Linked DNA regions of Homo sapiens: region 1 is linked to region 2. Evidence: chromatin loops called from intact Hi-C (ENCODE). Cell type or tissue: mammary epithelial cell. All regions are shown on one strand. Links, peaks and the distances in the headings refer to the core of each region. The heading gives the core; the rest is flanking DNA. Region 1 overlaps DYNLRB2-AS1 (DYNLRB2 antisense RNA 1). Region 2 holds the start of LOC105371358 (a long non-coding RNA gene).

Region 1 (10,369 bases), core at 1,135-9,134, 70 kb before region 2:
ATCATGAATAAAGCATTCTCACAGAGCTTTACAGGTTGTTCCAGCAGACACTGGTCTGCCACCTGGAAGGAGCTTGAACATAGCCCTAGATTTAGGTGTGTGCAGTAATGTACTAGGGCTGGCCTGGGTGGGCTCTCCAGAGCCAGCTGTGGGCATCTTTTCTTAACTCACATTCAATGATGTCACCCTCATAACTTGACATCAACCATAGTGGGAGTATCTACACCACAAAAACGGCAAATTTTACAAATGGGGCTTTTATCCCACAGAAATCTCATTGTTAAACACTTATTAGCACACCACTCTATAACAACATTTATCAGCGCAGCAGTACATAATCAGTACTCTCTATATAATTATTAATATATATTAATATTTTCATATAGATCACAGTCTATAGCCTCTAAGAGTAAGCCAGAACATAATTTTATATATAATAACATAATTGTATACCTAAGAAAGAAGAAAGTGATGCCAATTATAATTTTGAGATTCCATGGAAAGAGGTAACATCATACTTTCAGCTATGCTAAAAATGTGAAAAACCTGAACTTCGGAATTGAAGAAATACAGCATAACTTAAGCTCATTATATAGAAAATGCTGTATAGTTTATTTTATGCATTGGTCATTCACATAAAATGCCTAGCTCTCATTACAAGTCCAAAATTTTAAAAAATCAACAACAATACAGTTTTTAGAGTTTAACAAAAGTATGTGAGCTTAATAAGCCCAATTCATAATGTAAGTCAAGATTTTGGGACCTTATATGGACAAATTAAAAAACAGCCTCCCTTTCACCTACTATCGCATGGGGCTTGCTGCTTTTTCTTGATGTATTATTTATTTGTCTGTTTTTCCCAAATAGACACTAGCATGCTTGAGGGCAGAATTCCTCCATATCTTATTTTTCTTTATATTCTCAGTGTTGAGATAGTTGCCCAGCTCACTGTAAGTGATCAAGAAATGTCAAGTAAAATAAAAATAATTAAAAAATCAATGTATTTACTTATCTATCTCATCTATCTGTCTGTCTATCAATCAATCAATCATGACCCCTAACCAAGGCATATTCATGTTTGGGTATAACATTACACACACAGATGGTAGCATGAAGGTTCTACTTTTACAGATCTTTCACTATGACTTATCAGTCAGATACATTGTTCAATAACCTCTTTTCTCTGGACAGTCTCACCAAAGAGTCCAGTACACAGTGCTGGTCATGTAACCCAATTGGTAGGGTCAGAAGTTTCTGACAAGTTAGTTGAATATAAACTTAATAAAAACCCGATTGTATTGACCGCATCACTGGCCTGCTGTGATGGCATTCGGACATTCTGACATGAGTAGATTTGTCCTTCCTTGCTCTCAAGGACTGGATGCAGGTGAAAGTCTCCAGTGAGCCTCTGTATCCCCAGTTGCCTAACAAGCTATGAGAAAGAGTCTTAGGGTAGCTCTTCTCAGACACTCTGGTTCAATATAAAAGAAACTGACCATTACTACCAGGTACCAGCCAAGCACATCACTTTGAATAGATCCATTTGGACAAGGTGGCTGCTTTCCTTTTCTTTTTTCTAGAAGCTGAAAATATCCCCTGATAGCTTAACAGAGAATAACATATTGTCCTCGTGTATTTACACAGAGGAGAAGATTTTCCTCATTGTACTTGCAATTTCGTCTTGTGTGATGACCTCCATTTTCATAATCCTTCATGGAGTATCATGATTTAAAAAGCTTTCTCTCCCTGCTGTTTCTGTTAAAAGGTTTTCTGGTGCAATTCCTGAAAAGTCAAATTCTGCATTTAAATGTTGTATTTTCACAGATATAATATAAAAGAGGCCATACTTCTGCGTATTTTTCTTCCTGGGAGAGCAGCAAGCAATTCCACCCTTCTGCATATATTGTTAACCAAGCTGTAAGAGTGTACAGCAGCTTTAATAGCAAAGCAATTGTGATTACATCTTGCTTGTAATTACATTTATTTGCTCACATATGTCCAAAAAAGCAAGCATTAGTCAGACTGTATGGGTATGTGTTTGTGCAAGGAAAATCATCCAGTGGGTTGACAGTGAGGAAAATAGCTTTTAGCCTCTTAGGTTTCTCCTATCACGGACACTCCCAAAGACTGTCAGAGCTTACTTAGTTTTTGCTTCCTTGCTTCTAAAATCGATTGCATTTGGAAAGCAGGGTGATTTATTATGAGTGATGGATTTGCATCAAAATAATCAAAATATTAGGAGGTGCATATAACAAGATACATGTCTGTGATCCCAAAGAGAAAAGAGTTAAGAAATACCATGGTTCAAAGCAGCTTTAGAAATGGCAGTTGTCCCATCCAAGGAAAGGATGTATGCTGCTTCCCAGGGAATGTAGAGGAAAATAGGAGGGTTAGGCATGAGAAAGAATTTTAGATCTGCATTTTTGAACTGTCCCTAAGGAAATGGGACAGTGATGGAAATAGCACTGGCTTTTTGTGAGGTGGATGGGTTTGGATCCTGGCTGGGCCATTTATAACTCAAAGGAGTTTGGAGAAGTTACTTTACTCCTCTGTACCTTCATTTTATTTTTCTTTCTTTTTTTTGAGATGGAGATTTGCTTTTGTCACCCAGGTTGGAGTGCAGTGGCACCATCTCAGCTCACTGCAACCTCTGCCTCCTGGGTTCAAGCAGTTCTCCTGCCTCAGCCTGCCGTGTATCTGGGATTACAGGCACATGCCACCACACCCGGCTAATTTTGTATTTTTAGTAGAGGTGGGGTCTCACCATGTTAGTCAGGCTGGTCTCAAACTCCCGACCTCAGGTGATCTGCCCGCCTTGGCCTCCCAAAGTGCTGGGATTACAGACGTGAACAACTGTGCCTGGCCTGTGCCTTCATTTTGTTATTACTAGAATGGAGGTAGCAATGCCAAGCTTACTGGGCCGTTTTTAAATTTATTACTCATGAGATTATACAAACTCCTCACAAGCAGCCACTGAAACTGGGCTGCTGCGGTATCCTCAGAACCTGGAGTAATTCCTGGAACATCATACTCAGTGAGGATTTCTTTTTAAGTAAATGAATGTAAATTACTTGATATGCACACGACTCAGACCATTGCACTGTATTATTTTCCTATTGCTGCTGTAATAAATGAGCACAAACTTCGTTATGTAAAAACACAAATCGCTTCTTTCTGGAGGTCACAAATCCTAAAATTAAGGTATTGTCAGGGTTGCAATCTTCCAGAGGATCTAGGAGAGAATCATTTTTTTTTTTTTTGGCTTTTCCAGCTTCTAGAAGCCATCTGCACTCCTTGACTCATGGCCCCCTCTTTCATCTTCAAAGCCAGCAGCAGAGCATCTTCAAGCCTCCCTCTAAATCGTATTCTCCTGTCTCCCTCTTGTAAGGATCCTTGTGATTATATTGAATACACTGAGTAATCTGGGGGAATCTCCCAATCACAAGATCCTTAATGTAATCACATCTGCAAAGCTCCCCCTTTTGCCACACAAGGTAGCATATTCACAGGTTCTTGGAATTAGAATGTGGGCATCCTTGGAGCATCATTATGTCTACCCCCAAGTATCTACTGTGGAGTAAAACCTGCCTATTTATTATCACCATTTCATTTTATTGCCTGTTGAAAGCTCCTATTGAAGACTTTCCTAAGAAGCAATGGGCCAAACTTCCAGATTCCCTTTTCATTTCCATGGCAATGGTCCAAGGATGCCAGACACCAACCATGACCTTTCAGGGCTTAATTGACAGTGATTCATCTCACTTGCATTTGGACTCAGGAGGGCCTTTTGTTGGGTTGAAGAAGTTTTCAGCAACCAACAGAGGCATGGGACTCCATCAATATTTGTGGATTAAATAAGTAAATGAATATTCAGAAGGTAACAGCCTACTTTCGAGGGTCATTTTTGAAGACAAGAAATGTCTTGTAGAAAATTATTTGTAATTGACAAAAGAGCAACATATTTCAGTAAGCATATACTGCCAGGGACTCACTTATTTAAAAAAATGTGGTGGCTCATATGCCTTTCTTCCCTTGGGCTGAAACATTTTCAAACACAGTGGTTGAGTCCTTAGTGCCTGAAGCTTGTTGGTGCCCACCAAATACTTGTGAAATACAAGTGAGTTATGTAAATCATCAAATAATTCATGGAAAAGCCAAGATCTCGTAGAAGCTTTAGGCTGGCAAAAACTTAAAGGTCCACTAAATTCAGTCTTTCAGCTAGTAGCTAGAGTTTTTCTGGCTATGCAGTTTAAAAATAATCTATTAAATTTCTTCTATGATGACACTAGAATAAATGAGGTTTCTATATTTGGCAAATTTGGTGGGAAGTTCTTTATTGCACTGAACCAAAATGATCTCTCTATACCATCTGTGCACCCAGGTCTGGTCTTCTCTGTCTCACATGTCACTCCCCTTGAGACTGGCTCCCTTTTCTTTGTACTCTGGTATATCTCACATCTCTCCTATAGCTTCTATAATGTCAGATTTCAAGGGGCTATTTTTGCATCTCTACCACTAGACTATAAATTTCCTAAAAGCAGATTTGTTTTGTCTTTGAATTCTCAGAGCCGAGCAGAGTGCAAGATCTATAGCACAGGCAGAGTCCACTTTGGTTGAATGAATGCTACAGGTAATTAAGCATAATGGAACAAGCCCAAGACATTTAGTAAAGAGAATTGGGTTTGAGGTTTGATCATGCTACTTCTGAACTGTGTGAATTGGGCAAGGCAGTTCTCCTCTCCCAATCACAGATTCCTCTGATTTTATGGCAACCACACAGGGTTGTTTTGAGGATTAAATGCGTGAATTATGGGAATGTATTATGCAAATGGGAAGGGTTGTCTCAGTGTCCTTGAAGCCACATAGAATAGATCTAATCCTTTTCTATTTGGCAGCCCTTCAAATATTCAAGGGAAGAGATCTCACACTCCATATCCCAAGCTGACAATATATATATATAATAACTAACTGTGAGGTGTCCAGAATTAAAGTTCTGAGTTTCAAATATCTACTGTGCCACATATTAGCTCTGTGACCTTGGGAAAGGTACTTAACTTCTTCATGCCTCAGTTTCCCCATCTGTCAAAAGTGAAATAAAAATAAGGCCTATTTCAACAAGTCAGTGTGAGGACTGGATAAGATATTGCATGTCAAAGCTTAGGACAGTGCCTAGCACATAGTAGGCAATCAATTATTATTATTATGCTTTTCCCTCAGCCTTGATGTACCTAGTTTCTTCTACAATTCTATGAACCTTTGTTTTCAGTCATTACTCTTTAAGAATAGTAAATAATTTTTTTTATCTTGTAAATACTTCAACCACATTTGATGTCCAATGGCTGCCTTGCGCTTTGGGTTGGGAAGGATTCTGAGGTTCTGTGTGGGTTTAACAGGAAAGAATGTGAAAATAGACTACTGGTATTTTGCAATGATAGAGAAACAGTAACACTCATGTCCCAAATATGCTGATCTCATTTGTTTGCAATTCTGAGTAAACTGGCTTTTTTTTTTTTTAATTGCCTATGGCAGCCTGTATGCCACGCTAAATTTCCTAAAGGTCAGTTTGAAAAACATGAGAGGTAAGAAGTTCCCTGACTTGTGGCTCCTTCCTCCTGTTAAATGCCAGGCACTCTTTTAGATGTTGTTGCTACAGTGCTCTTTTTGGTATTGTTCATACAGAGGAGAACAAGTTCATGTGGGGCAAGAGGGAATTAACTAAAGAAATACATTGGAAGCTAATTGTAAAGACTGGTAAGTACCAAGTGAAAAACAGAATGAGAGACTTGGACAGCACCTGGGGAGCAGGGATGGGATGTGTAATTTAGATTGAACAGTTTGGAAGGACTTCTTGAGTAGTGACATTTGAGCTGAGATTTGAGTGGGAAGGATTCAGTTTTGTATTGGCTGCTGTAACAAATAACGTTGTTATTTTGATGGCTTAAAACATGATGGCTTAAAACAACACAAATTTATTTTCTTATGGTGCTGTTGGTCAGACACAGGTCTCACTAGGTCCAAATCAAGATGTTATCAGGGCCATGATTTTTTATGGAGGCTCTAGGGGAGAATTCATTTCCTTGCCTATTTGAACTTCTGGTGGCCACCCACCGTCCTTGGTTTGTGGCCCCTTCCTCCATGCTTAAACCCAGCAATGGTGGGCTATCTATCTTCCTGACTCTTCTTCCTCTCATGTCCACTTTTAAGGGGTCTTATAACTACATTAAACCCGCTTGAACAAATGAAGCTAATCTCCTTATCTTCAGGTCTTTATCTCATTCATATTTGCAAAGTCTCTTTTTCTTCGTGAAGTAGTATCTTCCAAGGTTCTGGGAATCAGGACATGGACATCTTTGGGGACCATTATTTTGTGCACCACACAGTTATAAGGATATATGGGGCAGAGCTCACCAGGTAAAGACACCAGGAAGAGCAAGGGCTCTTGGCACGTTTAAAAGAAAGAAAGACCAACGTTTCAGTAGCCTTGTAAGCAAAGAGGGTGGCAAAAGAAGTCATGTTGGTTACCATTTACTGAGGAATTACTATGTGTCTGTCACTTGGTAAGCACTTTTTATATATTATTTCATAGATTCTCATGGCAACCCTATGACAAAGGCAGTATTATTCTCTTCCTTCTACCCGATGAGAAAATGGTAGCTCAGAAGCTAAGATATGTCTTTAAGATCACAGAACTAATATCTTATGAAGGTAGAATATGAATCCAAACACTCTATGGGTGTTTATTCTTGACCACAATACTCTTCTGCTCCCCATACCTGTAATGAATGTGCTTGGAAGTAGATCTCAGTGGAAACTTAGAGGGGGTGGTCCATGGTTATTGGTGAGCCTGGTTCCTACCTTGGCTTTGGTCTTCAGTGTGCTTTGAAAACTTTCTTACTGGTTTCGAGCTCCAGGCAGGGACATTTTCCTGAGAAACAACAATGAATTGAGAAAGAGAAAAGTAGCTGCTAACAGCTAAGTGCTGATCTAACATGAAAAACTGGCCGTTTGTAATTCTGGGAACTGGCTTGACACTCAGAGCAGGCCTGGTGTTCTTCTGTTGCACATGAAAACTTTTATGGAACACCAATGTCACAATGTCTGTGTGACCATGACAGAGCCAGGCAAAAACAAGACCACTCTGTAATCATGTCTCAGTACAGACAAAACATGAGTGTTGTTCAAAAATACAACATAAAGTACCAATCCTCAAAATACCAACCGTCCCTCTTTCCCAGATAATATGGTGACTGCAGCTTCCTTGCCAATCACAGCTGAAACCTCACAGTTGTCTGTCCCCCCATAGATCAGATATGCTAAGATACACAATCATAGAATTGCGTCCATTTACTCACAGTGCCCAATTGAGAGCAAACTTCCACTTTTTTGAATCTACTTCAAAATCACCTCACACAAGCCCAATTCCTGTAAGTTCTTTCTAGCACCTTGTTACTGAGACAATACATGGCTCCCTTTGGTGTGGTTTTCTCAAATTCCAACAAGCCAATAAACTTAACTTTGTTTTACAGGTGTGTTTCTGGGTGTCCATCTGGCGGGTATTGTCAATCAAGAAACACTAATGCATGTAACAGCACCCACATCCCTAATATTCTTCTCTGTGTTGTTGGGAGCTCTTCCAGGTTCGGTGCGGTCCTATTGTGAAAAAGGCACAGAATGCAATCTGGTGACAAACTGCAAGGAACAGAGTGCTCAGAGCACAGGAGAATATGCAGGGGGACAGAATTTAGGGTTCAGTTCACAAGTCTACACGGGTGACCTCAGGCAAGTTGTTTAATCTCAGCCTCTGTTTTAGCATCATTAAAATTAGCATAATGATAATTTACAGAAATGTAAACATTAAATGAGGTAATCCATGGAAAGAACTTAGCACAAAGCCTGCCACATAGTAAGAATAAGATAAATGCTGGCTGTTTATTACAAATACTTACTGCAGAAAAAAAGAGATTTGCTAGAGACGGCATAGTCAGGAGTGCCCAGCTGGAGAAAGAAGGGCTTAAGAAGAGACACGTAGAGAACAGGGAAGCCAATACAAACAGAGGAGGCACTGCAGGCTCCCAGAACAGCATTGGACGTCCTCAGTGATTGAAAGAGACAGAGAGCCATTCCTCTGAACCATTCTCTAGCCAAGTCACTGGGAGTGTTCAACCTTTCTACAAGCATGACCAATTCAACAGATTATGTTTCAAACTTTATCATAATAATCAAGCATCCGAGTCTTTGGAAAAGGAAAAATGTCCTAAATAATAAGATTATTTTGGACTGAAGTGGTTTAGTGAAAGCATACAAAAAAATGCAACATGGTTTGGGACTGAGAAACACTTGAATTCTTATCTTGGCTCTTCCTTTGTGACATCGAGCAACTCACTTTCCATTCCTGCAACTTCCCGAATTCTCTGGCAAAAAGGGATGGATACCTGCAATTCAATACTGTTGAATTTTTGAAGGAGAGAGTTTAGCATATTGGATATATAAAAGTATGGTATTTGTGACGGCGATGATGATGGTAGCCCTGGTGGTGATGATGGTCTTGGTGTTGGTATTGGTGGTGGTGATGATGATAGTGGTAGTGGCGGGACAGTGATGGTGATGGTAGTGGTGGTATCTCTGGTGGTAATGATGATGATGATGGTGATTGTATGGTTGGTGGTAGTGATGGTGGTGGTGGTGATGTTGGTAGTTATGAGATGGTAATGGTGAAGGTGGTGGTAGCACGGATGTAGTGATGGTGATGGCATTGGCAGTAGTGATGATAATGGTGGTACTGGTGATTATGGTGGTGCTGTGGTGGTGATGGTCATAGTGGTGGTAGCCCTGGTGGTGGTGATGGTAGTAGTCATAGACCTGGGGGAGATGACTGTGATGGTAGTGATGATGGTGGACTTACCCTACACTTTAAAGTATGAACTGAACTATTATCTTCATTCAACTGAAAGTTGTCAAGTTGATAATTTTCTATTCTTTAAACTTCATCTCCCACTAACCTGTGTTACCCACACATATCACAGATGGAGGCAGCAAGAAAGAAAAGAAGGTCTGCAATAAAGAGAGATAGCAAGGGCTGCAGCCTCAGTCCTTCCTTTTTATTTCTTTTTAAATTTATTTTTAACTGTGAGTATCTATTAGCAGTATATATTTAAGAGCCCAGGTGATGCTATTTTTGGCATTGATACCAGTATCTTCTGGCCATTTCTGAGACCTAAGCTCAGACACTGTTTCTCATCCTCTTGGAGACACCCTGTTACTTCTGAGTGGAGCATTTTCTTATTTCTGAATCTTTTAAAAGCGTCATTATACCTTTATTAGCTCTACTTTCCCCCTTACTTCCCTCTACCCTCAGGCTGCACTTCAAGTGTTCCAGGGAGAGAGCCCCTTCTTTTACCATGGAAAAACTCTGGACAAAACCCATTCTTGCAGCACCTGAAATTGCAACGTCAACTTCAGCGTGAGATGAACGAGAATTCCTGCGAATCACACTGCTTATGAGTGGTAAACCTTGACTTTATTCATGCGATGCTGAAGCAAGCCACATGCTGCGATCTGTCCTGTAACTTTTTTCCTCCTCCAGAATATAATAAATTAAACATAGTATGAAATGCAAAAAGGTTACACTGAGACATACACTATTTGAAGGTTTAATTCATTTTTCTAGTTTATAAGACACAAGGCTATTAAATTTTTAAAGCAGTGATCTTCTAAACTCTCTACTTTATGAGGGCTTTCTTCATAAAGATAAATGGTTTCCTTGCCAAATCAAATGCAGATTTGAAACAAATTAAGTTAATGTTCAATGGTACAAGGTAGAATGGATGGGGGAGCTGTTTTATTTTGCATTGTAATAACCATATACACCTAAATCAATAGCTGTGGAAAAAAGGCAATAATATCACGTAACTGCAGGAAATGAAATATAGTGGTTGGGTCGGGGGGGGAACAGGCTGCAAAAAGAAAGGGTTTGTATTGGAATAATGACATTTCATTAAACAGGGAAGGAGTGGTATTGAAGAGAAGTCCATAGCAGTAAATTCTATTTCTTATAATAACACTTGAGACAAGTTAAAGTTGGCTGGGTATTGTGATAAAGGATAATGCCGCCGTCCTTTTGTGCATTGTGCTATAATTTTATGTTTAAAGAAAACCTGAGACATTAAAGAGGCAGCACGTGTTTTCTCAGTGTGTCCTTATTCTTCTAATCTTTTGCTTAATTTGGTACAAGATCTTATAATCTGTCTGAAAGCCATTACTTGGATAAGGAAGGCAGTCCTAGGTTTAAAAAAGTGCATTTGAGTGAAGGTCAATCGGCATTCGTATTCTTTTCAAATTTTTTTGTTGTTGTTGAAGGGGCAAGGCAGAA
Region 2 (10,369 bases), core at 710-8,709:
ATTCTGGGAACAGAGAATGTTCCACCTTCCCATGTGTCCTTCTGCTCCTGAGGGCACGCAAAGGATGACCTCTGAATGAGTCCCCATAGAAAGAGGAGGTTTTCTCTGCCCAAACACCTCACCTCTTCAGAGCGTAAATCCTCTGTGTCTTTCCTGCCATGCAGGTCAGAGACTGCATTTTGGATATCAAGGTGTGTGTCTGCGTGCGTCTAGCCTCTACAACAGGTGTGTGTCAGCCTGCAATTAGTTAATGGCAGATGCACCTTTCTGCCTGTGGGGGAAAAAGTGCCTCCAGTTTTCTACCTGCAATTGCAACCAAACTAATGACTGAGCTGCTGATTCAGAAAACCAACCCACCTAATTGAGCCTGCAAAATAGAAAAAGAAGAAATCGCAAAATGACCTGAGGTTCAGAACATATGGCAGGAAGCCCTCTCACGTTTGAAAAGAAAATCTTTCCCACCATGTTGGCTCTCAGTCACAATCTGCACACAGGAGGGTCTTGGGTGTTGGTGGGCATTGTTTGTTGGTCTAATTCCCTATGGTTTGCAGCTCCCTAACAGTGACGGATCCCTAAGCATGACACCCAATGTCAGAGTTCTTGAATAGAACAAAAATTAGGAGGTTGAGCTTGACAGTTCATGCATGCACACATTCATTTTTTCATCAAATATTTATTGAGTGTCAACTCTCTGCCAAGCACATGGTACCTAGCATCACAGTGCTAAATGTGGAAACAAAAGTGAAAGAATGATACTTCATAATGGGCTTAGCCTTTTACATCAGGGTTGATCAGAATGTGTGAACCAGAATCACCTCCAAGGTCTGTTAAAAATAAAGATGAATTAGACTCACCTTAGACAGATTGACTCAAAATCTCTGGAGGGAACCCAGGAACCTTCATTCTAACAAGAACCCCCAGGTGGTTCTTAGCACTTCAAAGTTGGGGAGCCTCTGCTTCCATCGGAAAGCATCAAGCAACAATGGCCATAATAGAAATGCTACTATCAATGGGACAGAAAAGATACCTGGGAAAGATTGGTGAGGGATGCAGTGGGCGCCATACCCAGGGTCCTCACTTAGAGCCGGCCTAGAGTTAAAGAGGTGTGGGTGGTGCAGCATGAGCCAGGCCTGTTTGCGTAACTCCAAGGGGCACCTTTCTCACCATAAACAATGGTAGCCCTCCCCAGTGTGTTGATGGGGGCCTTGTTTTTCTGTTATTATTCGTTCACAATTTTGTTTTCTTAAACATTTTATTTTACAGTAGTTTTAGATTTATGAAAAAGTTGCAAGGAAACTACAGATCGTCTCTATACCTTGCACTCATTTTCCGTTTTTAACATTTTGCATTAATGTGGGCCCTTTGTCACAACTGATGAATCAATATTGATACATTATGATTCACTGATCTCTCCACTTTCCTTGGATTTTCTTAGTTCTTAGTATCCTTTTCCCACCTAGGATCTCACATTACATTTAGTCATCATTGTCTCCTTCAGCTCCTGTTGGCTGTGACAGCTTCTCTGACTTTGTTTGTGATGACTTCGAGAGTCTTAAGGAGAAATCATCGGCTATTTTGTAGAATGGCCCTCAAGTGTGGTTTTGGCAGGTGATTTTCTCATGATTGGACTGGGGTTGTGGGTTTTTGGAAGGAAGAATACAGACATAGTCATTTCCATAACATCCATTCACTTCAAAGGTATGTATTAGCAACATGACTTATTTTTATTTATTTTTTATTGTTATATAATAGTTGTATATTATTTGGGAGTACATGTGATAATGTTTTGATACCTGAATACAATGCATAATAATCAAATCAGGGTAACTGGGATATCCATTACCTCAAATGTTTATCTTTGTGTGCGTGTGTGTGTGTGTGTGTGTGTGTGTGTGTGTGTGTGTTGAGAGCACTACAAATACCTTCTAGGTTTTTTAAAACAGACAATAAATTATTGTTAACTATAATTTTCCTACTGTACCATCAAATACTAGAATTTATTTCTTCTCAGTGTATTTTTGTACTCTTTAACCAACTGCTCTTCATCCTCTTTCCCCTCTTCCTTTCCCAGTCTCTGATAACCACCATTCTACTCTCTACCTCTATGAGATTTTTTTTTTTTTTAGCTCCCACATAAGCGTGAGAACATGTGATATTTGTCCTTCCTTGCCTGGCTTATTTCACTTAACATAATGACCTCCAGTTCTATCCATGTTGCTGCAAAATGACAAGATTTCATTCTTTTTTATGGCTAATATGCCATTGTGTATATGCACCATTTTCTTTATTCATTCATCCATTGATGGGCACTTAGCTTGCTTTCATATCTTTGCCATTGTAAATATTGCTGCAGTAAACATGTCAATTTACTTCTCTAAGTCCCACCACACAAGAGAGCACAGGATGCCACAGTGTCTCAGGATATAGATCCTTCATCCAGACTGGGACATGTGGGAAACTTTCTGAAAGGAGGCAGCTTTTTAGCTGAGTCCTGAAGAATTGATGACTGCTTTTAACATGCATCTACTGAGTGTCCTAGTACAGGCTGAACATTAAGAACACAATGCAGAAAAAACAAAAAAAAAGACAAGGCCAATGGTCTCATGGAGACCCCAGTGAAGTGAGGGATTCAGGCATTTAGTAACGTAAATGGCAGTTAATCAGGCGGAGACACTGTGTTTCAGTCCTGAAATTTTGCCTGCAAAGGTTTCCTTCAGTTCTCACATCTCTGCATCCATCAAGCCCCTCTGGGAGGATGCTCTGTAAAGATTTCAAAGCCCCTGGCTTACCTGGAGCTGTGTGCTGATTCCTGTGCATGGAGCACAGTGGAGAGTGGAGGGGATGTGGGTGCCAAGTGGAACAACATCCATTTGATCCTTTTATATGTAAATGTGACTTTAAACAGTATTTTGTAATGACCTGCATTTCTGTTAAGAAATATCTCTTGATGATTTATCTTTCTGCAATTATGACAGCCTAGTGATCTTGTTAATTAATGCCAAGGAGGGTTTTTTAGCACCTCATTAAAGGTTTTCCCTTTCAGGACACTGATGCCGATGCTCTCATACACAGCCAGGGGCAGAGAAAGCCATTTTCTTGTGGGTGGAAACTCATCTTTATTCCTTCTCTTCTTCCTTTTCCTCCCCCTCTTCTTTTGATAATATTTCTTTCCTTATTTTTTGCCTCCTCTTCTTTCTCCTCATCCTGAGTTCTCTTCTAGTCTCCTTTTTATTTTATTCTAAAACATAGTTGCTTCTTGTTCTGAATCATTGTTTCAAATATATCAACTCTCATCAGTGTATTTCATTCTCCTGGAAAGACTTTTTTGTTGTACTACTTAATTCCATGTGTTCTATTCAACAAATTTTGTTTGAGAGTCTTCTGTGTTCCGAGTTCCCTTATTTTCCCTTATATTCCCATATATCCATTATTTCCCTTATATTCTCCGAGTTTGCCTTCATGAAACAATAGTGAACCAGAGTCATGCCTTGCTGGTGGAACTCCTAATTTTGTCCCATAAAAATAACAAATGAATGAATGAATGGAGGGATTCTGTGATCCAATAAATGTGGTTAATGTTGTATATCCTATCCTTGCAGGCTGTCAAATTCTGGCAAATCCTACCCCCCTGCTTGTTTTTGTAAACAAAATCTTCTTGGAACACAGCTACACCTCTTCATTTATATATTGTTTGTGGCTGCTTTTCTGCTGCAATGGCAGGGTTGAGTACTTGCGACAAAGACCATTTGGCCTGCAAAGCCTAAAATATTTACCATCTGGCCCTTTACAGAAAAAGTTCACTGACCCTGCTGTATCCCATCTTTGGACATTCTGGATGCCCATTAAATATTTAAAGAGTGAAATATTCTGCAGTCAGAAAACTTGCTTAATTCTTTCCCACCCATTTCCCCCTCCCTCATATTTGATCATAGAAGCCTCTTTCAATTCACCTTCTTAGATACTGACTTGGGGACATTTTTCTTGGAGGTAATGTTCAGCCTTGAAGATTCTCTTTTCTGACTGATTTTAATTTGGTTTTCTCATCTTCCTGGCTTTGTCTTCTGGCTTGATGTGCAGTAGAACCTAGTGTTTTACCCCCAGATAATACAAACCTGCACCCCGCCCCCGTTTCTTAGCCTCTGTGAAAACATCTTTCTGTTCAGTCATGACAGCAAGGATTCTCCTTGGCTCCTGTCAAACACCATTTCTCTTTCCAGGAGCAATGATGTCCGGAAACCAAGTTACCACGAATGGCAAAGCAAGTTAGACTGGTTTTCTGTTCATGAGTTTCCACTCTTGTCTCAGCTGACTCATCTCAAGGAGAACTCATTTTTGTTGTGATTCATTATTCTGAGCATTTTTTGAAGCCAAGAGTAAACTGGGATGACTTTGAGGATCAGCCAGCCTTAAAGAAAGGGGGCATAGTAATGTAGAGAAATCCCGGAAGGCATAGATTTCCCCTAAGATTCAGAGTGGACCTGGGAGAGCTATGGAAGGGGAGATATTCTCCCTTATCCTGAAAACAGGGAGGTGGTGTGGGGAGAAAACAAACGAACAAACAAAAACACTAGGATTAAAATTTGGTGCTTGGAGAGTAGGGTGAACGTAGAAATAAGTTCCCACGTCACTTTCCAGTTCTATGTAAATGAGGCCTGAAGGGAATGCTGGGAATGAGGTGGGAGGTGGAGGCAGGTATCTTTTCACCAGGGTTAGTGGGGATGTAGTGAATCAACAGATGTCAGCCACAGAAATAAGAGGAAGGTGTTGTCAGAGCCACGCCAATAACTGTAGGTCTAAGGGAACAGATTGAAGTCAAGGGCCAATGCACAAAGCCCACTCTAAGTGTGGCAGGCAGAATTGTAAAAAAATATTTTCCCCAAGTCTTCAAGATTTCCTGCTCTAATCTCCAGGAATATAAATATGCTGGCTATTACTCCCATGATTTTGTTACATTAACATGACAAAAGGGATTTTGCGGATGTAATTAACATTACCAATTCTTTGACTTGAAGATAGGAAGATTAGCAATTTTCTCCAGTTGGTGGCAGGAGAGGAAGTTAGAAAGATTTGACTCACAAGAAGGATTTGATGCACTGCTGCTGACTTTGACAATGGAGGGATTGGAGCACAGCCTCTTGGAGCTGAGAGCGGCTTCCGCTGATGGTAGCCAAGAAATGGAGACCTCCATTCTATATCACAAGGAACTAAATACTGCCAACAACCTAAATGTGCCTGGAAACATGCTCTTCCCCAGAACCTTCAGATGGGAGTCCACCCCGGCAGAGTCTAAAACATTTACTATCAGGCTGCTTCAAAAAATGGTTGCTGACTTCTGATTTAGTCCATTTTGGGGACTTTTGTGGTAGATCAGATCTAGCCAGAAGAAGTTATTTTTCCTAGATCACATATAAATAAATGCAGAGTGGGTATATAAATCCAGATTTCCTGAATCTCAGAGTTAGAAGGGCTCCTGGAAACACCTTGGAAATGTTGCAATAAAGAAAAGAAAGGAGCCCAGGAGCATGAATAAGGGAGAAGCTATGAATGGAAGGGCATGGAAAAAGAAGTCGGCCATGGCACAGATTAGGGGAGACTATGCCAAGGCCAATTTGGAGGAATAGTCAAAGAACACGTGGGCGGGAGGACGCAGATAAGTCGTGAGCTGAGATGGGCAGACAAACCAACCAAGGATTAGAAGTGGAGTGAAGATGGAGATAGCAAAAGTGCAAAAAGCGCATAAAGAGCAACCTCCTCTGGGAAAACCCCATGTAAACTAACACCTGAAATATGAATCCTAGCAGCATGAGAGTAAGTGGGTGGGGGTGGTGGACGGATGGCGGGCTACCGAGTGTTACAGGCACCGAGAAAAGTGGATACAAAGCCCCAAGGAAAGACATGGCATGCAGTGATTGAGAAACAAAAAGAAACTCAGTGTGGATCATTCAGTCTGAACATTTTCTGAATCTGACCTCACTCCAGGTGAGGCAACTCCCCCTGGTCATCCCCAAGCTAAACTTGTAGCTGCGACTTGTCAGCGACATGGATTTGTTTGAGCAAGTCTTCCACATATGGGAAGAAGACACTAACTCATTGTTCTGATTTGTGCTTTAACAAATGAAATGGGGCTGGGCGTGGTAGCTCATGCCTGTAATCCCAGCACTTTAGGAGGCTGAGGCAGGCAGATCACAAGGTCAGGAGTTTGAGACCAGCCTGGCCAACATGGTGAAACCCGTCTCTACTAAAAATATAAAAATTAGCCAGGCATGGTGGCACAGGCCTGTAATCCCAGTTACTCGGGAGGCTAAGGCAGGAGAATCACTTGAACCCAGGAGGCAGAAGTTGCAGTGAGCCAAGATTGTGCCACTGCACCCCAGCCTGGGTGACACAGTGAGACTCAGTCTCAGAAAAAAAAAAAAAAAAAAAAGAAAGAAAGAAAGAAAAAAGAAAACAAAGAAACAGAACAAAACAAAAAATTCCTGATGTTAACCATCTGAAGCCACCAGGTTCTGCTGTGAGCTATATTATTTTGCCTATAATTCAGCCAAAATAATATAGCTTTTTTAGATTAAGGGAATATATTGAAAATAATATTGGAGCCGTTTTAGTTAAACCACATTCATCAGTGTTGTACTGATTGATCTTAGAAATATATAAATAGAATAATAGTGACGAATGGGTGAAGATGTTATTATCTTTTTCTGATAAGTTTGGTTAGAGAGACTTAAAAGAACTAAAGGTCTTAAATTCAATTTTTGGCTCTTCAAAGAGATCCAGCAATTAATATAAACAAGAAACAGAGAAGCTGATTTTCTTTTTGGTGCTATTTGTTGATCTTTTACTCTTCATGTAATATCACTGAGTCTCATTGTTAGTATTCTAGTACTCAACCACTAGATTAAGGAACTGTTCTAAAACTTATATTCACTAATTTTTTGAAATTTTATTGCATATTCTAATTTGAACAGAAACCTAAGACTAGAGTTTCACTTATTACAATGATTCCCCTATAGCAGGAATAAACATGGAATTTAAACGCAATTTTCTTCCCAAAGCTACACTACTTCTTCAGACAAACATTCACCGAATTCACTGAAACGTCAAAAGCAAGCCTGTTATAGAAGCTTATAGCAAAGTCTGACACGTTCTGGAAAATTCTCCAATGGAACAACAGAGAGGGCTCCAAGGCTAAAATTTAAACTATTTTCCTGAAAGTTTAATTTCCATGGCTTGATTTCATAAAAAGCAGTTTTCATCATGGTTTTTAGTTTGCTCCTAATTGAAAGGGAAAATTCTCCCCCTGAGAGATTCTCCCCAGATGGCTGTCTTTGACAGTGATATGTCTCCCTCTTGGCCAGAAGCCACAGAAATGGGTCCCCCTCATGTTAGATCATTAATTGTTCTTCATCAGGTCTACACACACTAAGCTGAGAATCTAGGCAATTATGCAAATAAGTGAAGCAAAAACCAATGCATGTGCTCCAGTAAGCCACGATTCTCATTGACAGTAGCTTTGACTTGACTTGTCCAGATAATTGCTTCAAGTTCCCCACTGCAAAATGTGTGAGCTCCTTCAGAGAGTGTGTGATTTTTTTTTTGATGATGCCACCATCTTCTTAAATAGAAGAGGTGTGGGGAGGGATGGGTAATGATGGTCTTTGTTTAAAACAAAAACAACCTCTGTTAGTTTGGGTTGCCTGAGAAGCTGACCCTGAGGCAAGAATTCAAATGAACATGCACATGGTTTATCCAGGAGGTGATCCCAGAAAACATGAATAGATAGACGATTGGGAAAGTGAAACAGCAAATTACCTCTGTGAGTAAAAAGCTTACTCCTACTGAGGAACTCTGAGAACCAGTGTAGAACTCTGCTTAGAGTTCCCACCTGACAGAGATACACAGATACCCAGCAGTCATTGTTGAGTGCTTTAACTGGGGGCATTAACACTTTAACACTTGGGGCAGAATGGACTCTGACCTACAAAGCTCTTAGGCAAAGAGATGCAAATGCTGGCCTAAGAAGTTTGGCTGGCAGGCCCTACAATGATAAATCCCAAAGTGATATTTATAGGATGCCAACTTTACCCCCAGACTTCAAGCCAAAACCCCTCAATTTTTGTGACCCCTGGTCTGAATCCATTTTTCTTCCATTCTCTGCTTTCAAAATAAAGCTAGATGTTTGGAGATGAACTTGAAGGGTTGTGATTCTCCTGGAGAAGGTAGACATGTACAGAACTTTGTAATCTATTTGCAAAGCTAAAGTTATTTGAGACATTCTGGTTAAAACAGTCACCAAAATGATGTATGAGTCTAGTGACTCCTCTTGGGAAACCAATTCTAAAATGCTACCTATTCTTACTCTCAGATACCATTTTTGTTTTCTGTTTTGAATATTAAAACTGAAAGATCCCATGCACCTGGTCTTTGATTTGTATGTCTTTCAGCAGCCTTTGGCTCAAGGTAATATAATTCTGACTAAACTATTTTCTTTGGGAGGCTACACTTGTAACCAGGCCAAGCCAAATCAACAAGTGTTTATTTAGCACTTGGTATATATCATGGTTACAGAAGGTAAATACTTCTAAACCACTTGCTGTGTTATCTGTTGTAAGACAACCATTTTTTCCCCTCATTTTCTGTGGTATTATTGGCAAATAAGGCAGGAAATGAAAAGAGAGCTAACAATGGACTTGTGGGATGGAAAACATAATTTCTTTCTCAGCATTTTGGTTCACATAATATTCTTAGAAAACTCAAATATATAGAACTCAGGAATTTTCACTAAAAATATTTACCACAGGATTCTTTATTATTTCAATGACAAATTCTTTTAGGAATATGTGAGAATATTAGATTTATCCAAATTTGATGTTGTACAGAAATCTAGGGTAATCTTTTATCTCTAAGGTCTACATGTATACACAAAGACCCAGAAAATAGTTTCTAAGGAAGTAGCCCTTGCATGTCATTCTTATTAGCTTGAAAATAATTTCTCTCATCCTTTGATCCTCTTCTATCATGCTTTGTGTTCTCAGAGCCTTCCCTACCTTCCCTGAACAAGTAAGTTGTGTTTCTGATTCCCTTTGTCAATCTCTATTGTTATTTGTCTATTTTACACCCTGATAAATTCCTCAGAGTGGGGACAGTGTCTTATTCATTATAAAATTCTCCTCCTTCCCCTACTCCTGCCCCTCCCACTTCCCCTTCCTCTCCTTCTCCTTCTGACACAGTCTTGCTCTGTTGCCCAGTCTGCAGTGCAGTGGTGCAACCTTGACTCACCATAACCTCTGCCTCCTGGATTCAAGCAATTCTCATGCCTCAGCCTCCCAAGTAGCTGAAATTACAGATGCATGCCACCATGCCTGGTTAATTTTTGTATTTTTTGTAGAGACAATGTTTTGCCATGTTGGCCAGGCTGCTCTCAAATTTCTGGCCTCAAGTGATCCACCCACCTCAGCCCCCCAAAATGCTGGGATTACAGGCATGAGCCACTGCACCTGGCCTTATTCATTATAAAATTATTATTTTGCTTAAGACAGAGACTGGACATAATGCATAATCACAAATACTTGCTGAGTTGACCTAAGGAAAAGCATTATTCTGATAAAGGATATCTGCAAAAATCAAACTAACAAATAATCCACACCAAAAATTATACTTAATGGTGAAATATTTAAAGCATTCCATTGAAATTGAGAATAAAACAAGAATGTCCCCTATTGTGACTTCTATGTAATGTTGCATCACAGGGTTCAGTAAGTGAAGGAATACAAATTTTAGAAATGCAACAATAAGAAATAAAGGAATGTAACCATCGTTAGCAGACATTAACATTACTGAAAAGTAGAAATCTAAAAGCATCTACAAATAAAATATAAGAACTAAGAACCGAATTTATCAAGGTTGCTAAATACAAAGTCAATGTGCAAAAATCAGTTGTATTTCTATATGCAAATAACTAGAAAATAAAATTAAGACAACGATGGCATTAACAATAGCATCACACACATTAAATTATTAGAAATAGCCTAATGAAAGATGTGTAAGACTTCTACACAGAAAACTATAAAATATCGTTGAAATAAATTGAGGAAGACTTAATAAATGGAGGCATATAGCAATATGTTGATTATTTCCAAAGGTACCTATATGTTCAATGCAGTCTTTATTTAACAATTGACAGGTTTCTATGTGTTAGTAAATCGACAAACTTCTAAAACTTGTGTAGAATTTTCAAGGGCTAAGAGTAGCCAAGACAATCTTGAAGAAGAGAAAAGAAAGTAGTATATGTACACTATCAAATATCAAGAATCATTATAAAGCTACAGTAAATGAGTGTAGTATTGAAGCAAGGTTAGAATAACAAAGTGAT

The links. A loop is a pair of places that touch in the nucleus more often than their neighbours do. Peaks named below come from ENCODE experiments on the same cell type or tissue, not always from the same donor. Only the 100,000 strongest peaks of a DNase experiment are listed, where the experiment ranks them.
Region 1: a loop joins it to region 2, with 10 times the contacts of the local background. A loop is called at or near these places in 2 of 110 quality-filtered maps.

What each region holds. Positions count from the first base shown.
Region 1 is chr16:80,169,685-80,180,053 of GRCh38, reverse strand. The region is part of intron 2 of DYNLRB2-AS1 (DYNLRB2 antisense RNA 1); the gene reads left to right. Among named protein-coding and RNA genes, the nearest start is that of LINC01228, 350 kb to the right of the region's middle. In mammary epithelial cell, for the core only: no CTCF peak of the experiment used is centred there; a DNase peak (open chromatin) is centred at 5,453; H3K27ac peaks cover 446 bases.
Region 2 is chr16:80,099,259-80,109,627 of GRCh38, reverse strand. The region is part of intron 2 of LOC105371357 (a long non-coding RNA gene); the gene reads right to left. It overlaps LOC105371358 (a long non-coding RNA gene), which reads left to right and starts at 53. Exons shown (of 4, transcript XR_933777.4): 1 at 53-191; 2 at 1,499-1,698. In mammary epithelial cell, for the core only: no CTCF peak of the experiment used is centred there; DNase peaks (open chromatin) are centred at 1,557, 4,277 and 5,977; H3K27ac peaks cover 3,081 bases.